Regions from separate parts of the Homo sapiens genome. Here region 2 is linked to region 1. A link is a contact called in ENCODE Hi-C or POLR2A ChIA-PET data. All regions are on one chromosome and are shown on one strand. The core of a region is the stretch at or near the end of the contact, and the rest is flanking DNA. Distances in the headings are between cores, read along the strand shown.

Region 1 (3,686 bases), core at 453-2,952:
ATTCACTCTCTTGTCCAGGAGTGGAATTCCACTCATCCACTCCCTACCGGACCTCGAGAAAATCGCTCTTCTTCTCTGGGCTTCACGTTCCATATCTGTTCAAGGAGAGAATGGGCCTTTCTCCCTCTGTCTTTGGACTAGTAACTATGATAGGCACATAGTAGGCATCAATAAATAATTGTTGAATGAATGGGTGAATGATTTGCCTTCTAAAAAGAGCACTCACATTAACTTCTCCTTTCCCCCTCCCCTCGACTTTGCTTTGAAGAGAGGCACACTCCCTCTACCACACCGAGGGAGGGGGCGTTGAGCTGAGAAAGGTTGAGAGAATGAGGGACCCAGGTAGGTGGACATCGGCCAAGAAAGGAACCACAGCGGGAGGTAAGACCGAGAGTCCCCAGCTTGAAGCGTCACCACTCCGGGATTCCCAGATTCCAACGCGAGCCTGGGGAAAGCCCACAGTGGAGAGAGTCCGGCTGGCAGGGAATGGCCCTACCCCCGGGGTGAAATCTCGGAGGGTCGTGCAGCCGAGTCGCGCCTCTGCGCTGATGCGTGAGAGATGCCGGACGTCGCGTTTGCCTGTGCGAGCCTCGCGGATGCTGTGCAGTCTTGGTCCCCTCTGCGTGTGTCTAACGCCGAATGCTGGTGTCTCGAGGTGTGAGCTTCGGGGCCGGTGTCTTTAAAGAACCAAAGATTCTTAAGGAGTGATGATCTGGGTAGAGCGGCCCGACGTAGCCGCGCTCCCAGGTCTCGGTGCGAGTCCTGCGGACAGACCAGAGGAGACCTGCTGGCCAGATGCCCCGGGCCCAAGGCGGACGCCAGACTGTCTCTGCGCCAGCCGGGCTGGCCTTCGGAATGGATCAGGCACCCGGGAGGCCGGAGTGGATCTCAGACCCTCAAGCCGGGAACAAACCCGTCGATGCCCGTGGGCCTGGAGTCCGCCTCCTCCTTCCCGCCCCACCCCTACCCCTGCCTCCGAAAGGCTTCTTCGCTGGTCAGTAGCTGCGTGCCCGTCTGCCTGAGGCTGGGTCAGAATTGGCGGGCTGGTAACGACCCCGTGCACAAGCGGCTCCCAGTCTCTCCAGAAAGGGCCGATGACTAAGGGGTGGGGGTGGGGGCGGAGGGCTGGAAGGTGTTAGGGAAGAACGTTAGCGGCCTATCCTGTCTTCAGCAGCGCCCTCTCATCTTCTAGCTCTGACGCCGAGCAGAGCAGTTGGAGCTCGGGACTGGGAACTGCTGGAATTCCTATTTAGACTTCTAGACAGTCTAGAAACAAGAACCTTTCTTTCCCTGGGCCTCAGTTTCCTTGTCTGTAAAATCAAAAGGCGGGCTCTAGGTGTAGGCCTTCTTTTCGCTTGGTGATTCTGGATTCCTTTCCTTGGATCCGTGGGGAGGGGGTGGCAGCAACAGTCCAGGGCGTTGGCCGTCCTGTGCCTCAAGTACGTAGTCCCCGTGCCCGCCCCCTCAACACCCCCAGCAGCCCGCCCCCCTAAGCCCGCAGAGCAGGGAGCTGAGTGGGAGGGGCAGAGGCGGGGCCGGTTCCCAGTCCCTGCTGGCGGACTAGAGTGGCGCGGGCTGAGCGTAAAACCTGGGATAGCCACTCCCCCTTTTCCTTATCCCCGCCCCCCTGCCATTGGCTCCCGGGAGAGGTTGACATCAAAGCCGCGGTCTTATATAAGCCAGATCCGCAGGGGAGTCCGCAGAAGGGTTAAACAGGTCTTTGGGCTTCGGCGACCTCGCCCGCGGCAGAAACCGGTAAGAAGACAGTGGGCTGCGCGTCTCATTTTCAGCCTTGCCCGGACTCTCCCAAAGCCGGCGCCCAGTAGTGGCTCCAGAGCCCACAGGTGGCCCCCGGCAGTCTCTGGGGCGCATGGAGCGGCGTTAATAGGGCTGGCGGCGCAGGCCAGTAGCCGCTCCAACATGAACCTCGTGGGCAGCTACGCACACCATCACCACCATCACCACCCGCACCCTGCGCACCCCATGCTCCACGAACCCTTCCTCTTCGGTCCGGCCTCGCGCTGTCATCAGGAAAGGCCCTACTTCCAGAGCTGGCTGCTGAGCCCGGCTGACGCTGCCCCGGACTTCCCTGCGGGCGGGCCGCCGCCCGCGGCCGCTGCAGCCGCCACCGCCTATGGTCCTGACGCCAGGCCTGGGCAGAGCCCCGGGCGGCTGGAGGCGCTTGGCGGCCGTCTTGGCCGGCGGAAAGGCTCAGGACCCAAGAAGGAGCGGAGACGCACTGAGAGCATTAACAGCGCATTCGCGGAGTTGCGCGAGTGCATCCCCAACGTGCCGGCCGACACCAAGCTCTCCAAGATCAAGACTCTGCGCCTAGCCACCAGCTACATCGCCTACCTGATGGACGTGCTGGCCAAGGATGCACAGTCTGGCGATCCCGAGGCCTTCAAGGCTGAACTCAAGAAGGCGGATGGCGGCCGTGAGAGCAAGCGGAAAAGGGAGCTGGTGAGTCCTGGGGCTTGCATGCTCCAGCCAAGGGTGCAGGAGCGGTGAGCAGCCTCAGGCCATGCAGGTAGTCGAAGGAGGCTGTGTTGTCCTGTGTCCGATTTGGAAAGGTTGGGAAGAGTTCTGAGATGGTTGGTCACAGCGTGCGATCCTGTGCATGGAGGGAGGCAGATTCGTCATAGAATTCATTTGTAATACGGGAGAGTGTTTGTAATACTGAGTGAATAATCTGTTTGGAGCCTCGGACCCTCCAAAAATGCACACACCACAGGTTTTGCTTCCAATTTGGAGAAGTCCTGATTCATTCCTGGGCTCTCCTGGAAGCCAGGTTAAGAATATGTGTTAAAGTTCTTTACTTTGAGTTTGAATTTATGTGCCCGGGCTCGGTTCCTGTTTTCAAAGGGCCTTTGCTGGACCGGCTAGTCTACTTCCATCATTGTATAAATAGGGAAACTGAGGGCCCAGAGTGGGTCGGGGCAGGAAAAGCACCTATCTGAGGAGTCCAGGGTGGAGGTGAGGTAAAACAGATCGGGTCTTCTACTCAGTCCAGGGCCAGTTCTGGTTCTCCCCATGGACTGGTTCTGAGGACGACTTCAGTGGCTTTGCATGTAAATAAGAGCCACTTCTTTTAGCTTTGGAGAGCGCAGTCTCGTCTTGGCCTTCTTGATCCTCTCCGGTTAGGGTGACACTTCCTGGCACTCGGTCTGGCTGTCCGGGGCTGGGGGCTTCTGAGCGCTGGGTTTTCAGGCTGGCCAATCAGTTTCTCTAGGTTGGGGGGCTTAAGGCCGTAGCGGAGTGGAGCCAGCTGAAGCGCCCCACCTGGTTTATCCAACCTGCGGGGGCCTGTGGTAAACTGACGAAAGCTCATCCAGGGACGAGGGAAAGATAAATAGGCATCGAGTCTCTAAACGGCTGCCCCGGACTGGGGATGGTGCAGGCCGGCTTCTTTCGAGGTGCGGCGCCTCGAAAGAAGTTGTTATTGGGCGGATCCCGGCCCCCACGCGTCGCCGCCTCCTTCAAGTAGCACCGCTTGGTTCCTGCTGAAAGAGCGGGAAGGAGGACGCTAGGCCAGCTCGACTCCCCGCTCTTTTACCTCCGTATCTGAGGCTCCCAGCTCCGGCTTAGGGGGCCCCAAGCCTGCATCCAAGCCCTGATGTTTAAACCAGGTTGGGAGGCTGGCGGAAGTGTGTGGGGTGCAGCGAGAGCGGGAGAACCGTGGATTT
Region 2 (3,686 bases), core at 364-2,863, 4.6 Mb before region 1:
ATCCCTTCAGGGAAGTCCTGGAAGAGATGGCATTAATTATGGTACCAGGGGAAAGTGCTCAGCACACAAGAAGTCTAGATTACATGTGTGAGAGCTGGGCAGGCCTCGTGCACAGGAGATAAAGCAGTGTTTGAGGACAGTGGCCATGCACTGCAGGCCAGGACCACACTCTTTCATCCAGTTTAGGAATCAGGAAGTGGCTCCACTGCTCTGCCAAGAGCACAAAGCATAACTCTTGCCTGTCTCTATTCAACATGGGCATGTGTACTTTTCCATCACTGACCCCATGAGCTTCCTAAATCAAAGGACCAAGGAAGGCCAGCAGAAAGGGGACCTGGATTTCTGGCAGATAATTTCCCCGAAGGAGTCCTTAGCAGATTTGGCTGCAGTCAGGGAGTTCCTTTGAGGGCAATGAAACAGAAGTTCACCATGTGCTTATTAGAGGTTACAACCTGCTAAAAAATGATGGGGTACATTACCCAGAAACTTCTAGCTATTTCCTTTGCCAGCCACAAAGATACATGCTGAAAAGCCTGAGGAGGGAGACAATTTCGTCCTTTTTTCTTTCCCTTTTTCCTTCCATCTCTCCCATTTCCATTCGTTCCTTCTCCTTCTCTCCTTTCTCTCTCCCTCCTTCCTTCCCATTTTCTCTTCCCCTTCTTCCTTTTTTGTCCTTTCTCCCCACCTTCCTTCTCTTCTCCCCCCACCCTTTTCATATGGCAGAGACAGAGTTAGGAAGGATTTGTTCAAGCCCTCCTTTTTAACAGGAAGAATAAAGGAGGATGAGAAAAACCCTACACCAAATAACCAGCTAATCAAGGACGGTTAACATTGCTGTTGCTTTGGTAGTTACTCTAAAAACAAACGAACCAACTACTTGGGGTGGGGAATGAGGGGTTGGCATTTAATTTGAGAAAATTTAAAAACGCATCCTGACACAGCCCCAGTGAGAGCATTCATTCCACCATTCACATATCTCGAGGACTGCCCGAGAGAGGTGAGCGTGTGAGTGAGAACAGTGCCCAACCCTGGCAGCCTCTAGGCTAGCGGCCGAGAGAGAAGCGTTTCAGAGGCCGGGGTGGGAGTAGAGCCTGGTACCCCACTTCCTGGGGACCCACAGCGCCTCATTTGCCGGGGCCCAGCGTCCATTCATCCCTCCCAGCGTGGAGGCCGTGCCCCTCCGAGAGTTACCAGCCCCGACCTCGCGCACCCATATTCCATCCCACCGCCCCCGCCTCAAAGCGAAGAGGTGGGCACCTGGGACGCGCGTCCTGCTTTTTCTGCCCGGGCTCTCCCGTCTCCTCCACTTTTGTCCCCGACGTCCCAGAACGGCGGAGCAGGACGCGGCATCAGCCCTGGGAGGGCGCAGCCTGCGAGCCTCCAGCGCGCTCAGGGCGCGGCGAGGATGCTAAAGGACTGCAATGGCCAGGATGCAGATCCCCAGCTCAAATTCCTGAGGAAGACACCCGCCTCCCTTTCCCTCTGTCCCCTCTCCGTCCTCGCTCGGACCCGCTCCTCCCCAGCCCAGACGTCAGTGCTCAGCGCTCCTTCGCTCGCCACTTTGCGAGGAACTTTGGCCGGCTCCCCTGCGCCACCGGGAGCGGGATGTTAATGAGAGAGCGTGGCCTGGCGCCGCCAGCGAGCCGGCTCCCGGGCCGCGATTGGCTGCGGTGGGCGGAAAGATGACGTTATGCAAATGAAGGGGCGGGGCCTCGATGCGCGGGCCCCGCCTCCTCCCTTTGGGGTTAGTGTGCCTGTGTTTAGCTCTGGGGAAAGTCAAACTGGATTCCATAGGGAAAGCCTGCAAATCACTTCTATTTTAGCAAGGAGAAAACAGAATCTCCATCCAGCAGGGTCCACCCCTCTCTCTTTCTCCCTCTCCTCTCTATCTCTCTTTCCCTCCCCCCCTTTCCTCTCTCCCTCTCTCCCCTTCCCCCCACCCTCTCTGGTGTATCTGTCTACGGCAACCAGCGTCCTCCTCATCTACACGCAAAGGAAAGAAACATCTTTGGTTGGGAGAGAAGGAGGAAAAAAAAAGAGAGAGAGAGGAAAAAACTTGCCTGGTTGTGGAAAATGACACTTGAAGTAGCAAAGCCGGCAGCGCGAGTTGAGTCTATTGTTTCTTAAATTGCCATCAGGGTTTTTTTTTTTTTTTTTTTTTTTTTTTTTTTTTTTTCTTCCTGCTTCTTCAAGTGAAGGGTACCTCTACAAAAGGAAACTCCAGCCCCTCCTGTCCTCCACCGGCCTGTGATCATTACAAAAAAAAAAAAAAAAAAGCAAAAAAAAAAAAAAAGCACCCAAACCAAAAATCAACCAACCAAACAACCCCCAACAGCCAAGCATACATCTCTAATTTTATTATTTTGGTCTTTTCGTTGGATTTTCCCTTTCTTCTTTTTTTCGGGTTATCGCTCAGTTTTGAGCAGAGGTTTACATTTTTTAAAAATTTGCTTTCCAGCCCGCCTTGATCTTCTAAGTGCGAGTTCATCGTCTGAGAAAAAAAAAAATCTCTGGTTGGCGTTTTTGTTTCTTTTCTTTTCTTTCTTTTCTTTCCTTTTTTTTTTTTTTTAATTTTTTTCAAGGGGGAGGAGATTTTCCACAAGAAAAGGTTGTTTTCATGTTTGGGATTCAGGAAAGCATCCAACGGAGTGGAAGCAGCATGAAGGAAGAGCCGCTGGGCAGCGGCATGAACGCGGTGCGGACGTGGATGCAGGGCGCCGGGGTGCTGGACGCCAACACGGCGGCGCAGAGGTGGGTACTGCGCGGGGACCGCGGCCGAGGTGAGCCGCGAGCGGGAGAGCCGGGAGGCGGAGGCGGCAGCGGCAGCGGCAGCTGCTGCCGCGGGGCCGGGCGGCGGGGTGAGTCCGCAGCCGCTGCGCTCCGCTCTCCGCCGGGGCTCCGCGCTCTCCAGCCGCTCTGCCTTCGTCGCCTGCGGCCGGAGGACCTGGAGCTGTCTGCGAGGAGCCCACGCTTTGCCAGCACTTTCCCCTGCCTCGTCTGTGACTGTTTTCATTTTGTTTTAACCCAGAAGAGGCGTCTCAACACAGCATGTTGGAGATCTGTGTTTTATGTTTTTATGTGATTGCTCTTTCTTTTCCGGCCGGCTCTCTTTTCTTCTTTCCCTTCGCTCTTCCTTTCCCTCTTTTCTTTTTTCTTTCTTTCTTTCTCTTCCTTCCTTCCTTTTTCTTTCTTTTTTCTTTTTCTTTCTTTTTTTCTTTCCTCCTTTTCTTTTTCCTTTTTCTTTCTCTTTCCTCTTCCTGCCTTTCTTTTTTCTTTCTTCCTTCTTTCCTTTCTCCCCCCTTTATTTTCTTCTCTTCTCCTTCCTCTTCCTTTCTTCCCCTCTTCCCTCCTTCCATTTCTTTCGTTCTTCGTTCTTTCCTGTCTCTCTTCCTGCCTTCTTTTCTTTCTTCTTTCTTTCATTTCCTTCTCTCATTTCTTTCCCCCACCTTCCCTTAATTTCTCCCTCACTCTTTTCCTTCCTCCCTTCCTCTCTCCATTTTCTTTCTCTTCTTTCTTCAGCTTCCCTCCTTTCTCCTCTTTCTCCTTTCCTTACCTCTCTGGCTTTCCTGTTTTTTCGTCCCATTTCTCCCCTGAGTCTTCTCTTATTTCTGCTATCTCGTTCTCCTTCCCTCCCTCTCTGTCTTTCAGTTTTTTCTTAGTCTACCGGTAGAATAGCAACTCCCAAC

The links. A loop is a pair of places that touch in the nucleus more often than their neighbours do. ChIA-PET counts read pairs that join two places held with the same protein, here RNA polymerase II (POLR2A). Pooled maps may share reads with other maps.
Region 2: a pooled map shows a loop between it and region 1 (3-fold over the local background). The contact joins the promoter of LINC02202 here to the promoter of HAND1 in region 1. A Hi-C loop is called at or near these places in 5 of 50 pooled maps. POLR2A ChIA-PET finds 5 or more read pairs at or near these places in 2 of 52 experiments (A673 and Panc1).

Annotation. Positions count from the first base shown.
Region 1 is chr5:154,476,243-154,479,928 of GRCh38, reverse strand. HAND1 (heart and neural crest derivatives expressed 1) reads left to right here and starts at 1,702. Exons shown (of 2, transcript NM_004821.3): 1 at 1,702-2,463. The coding sequence starts at 1,921. RefSeq lists enhancers at 1-254, 3,028-3,686.
Region 2 is chr5:159,098,410-159,102,095 of GRCh38, reverse strand. LINC02202 (long intergenic non-protein coding RNA 2202) reads right to left here and starts at 1,613. Exons shown (of 3, transcript NR_109890.1): 1 at 1,258-1,613. EBF1 (EBF transcription factor 1) reads left to right here and starts at 2,180. Exons shown (of 16, transcript NM_024007.5): 1 at 2,180-2,751. The coding sequence starts at 2,618. RefSeq lists enhancers at 645-1,271, 1,272-1,900, 3,650-3,686 and a silencer at 2,718-3,007.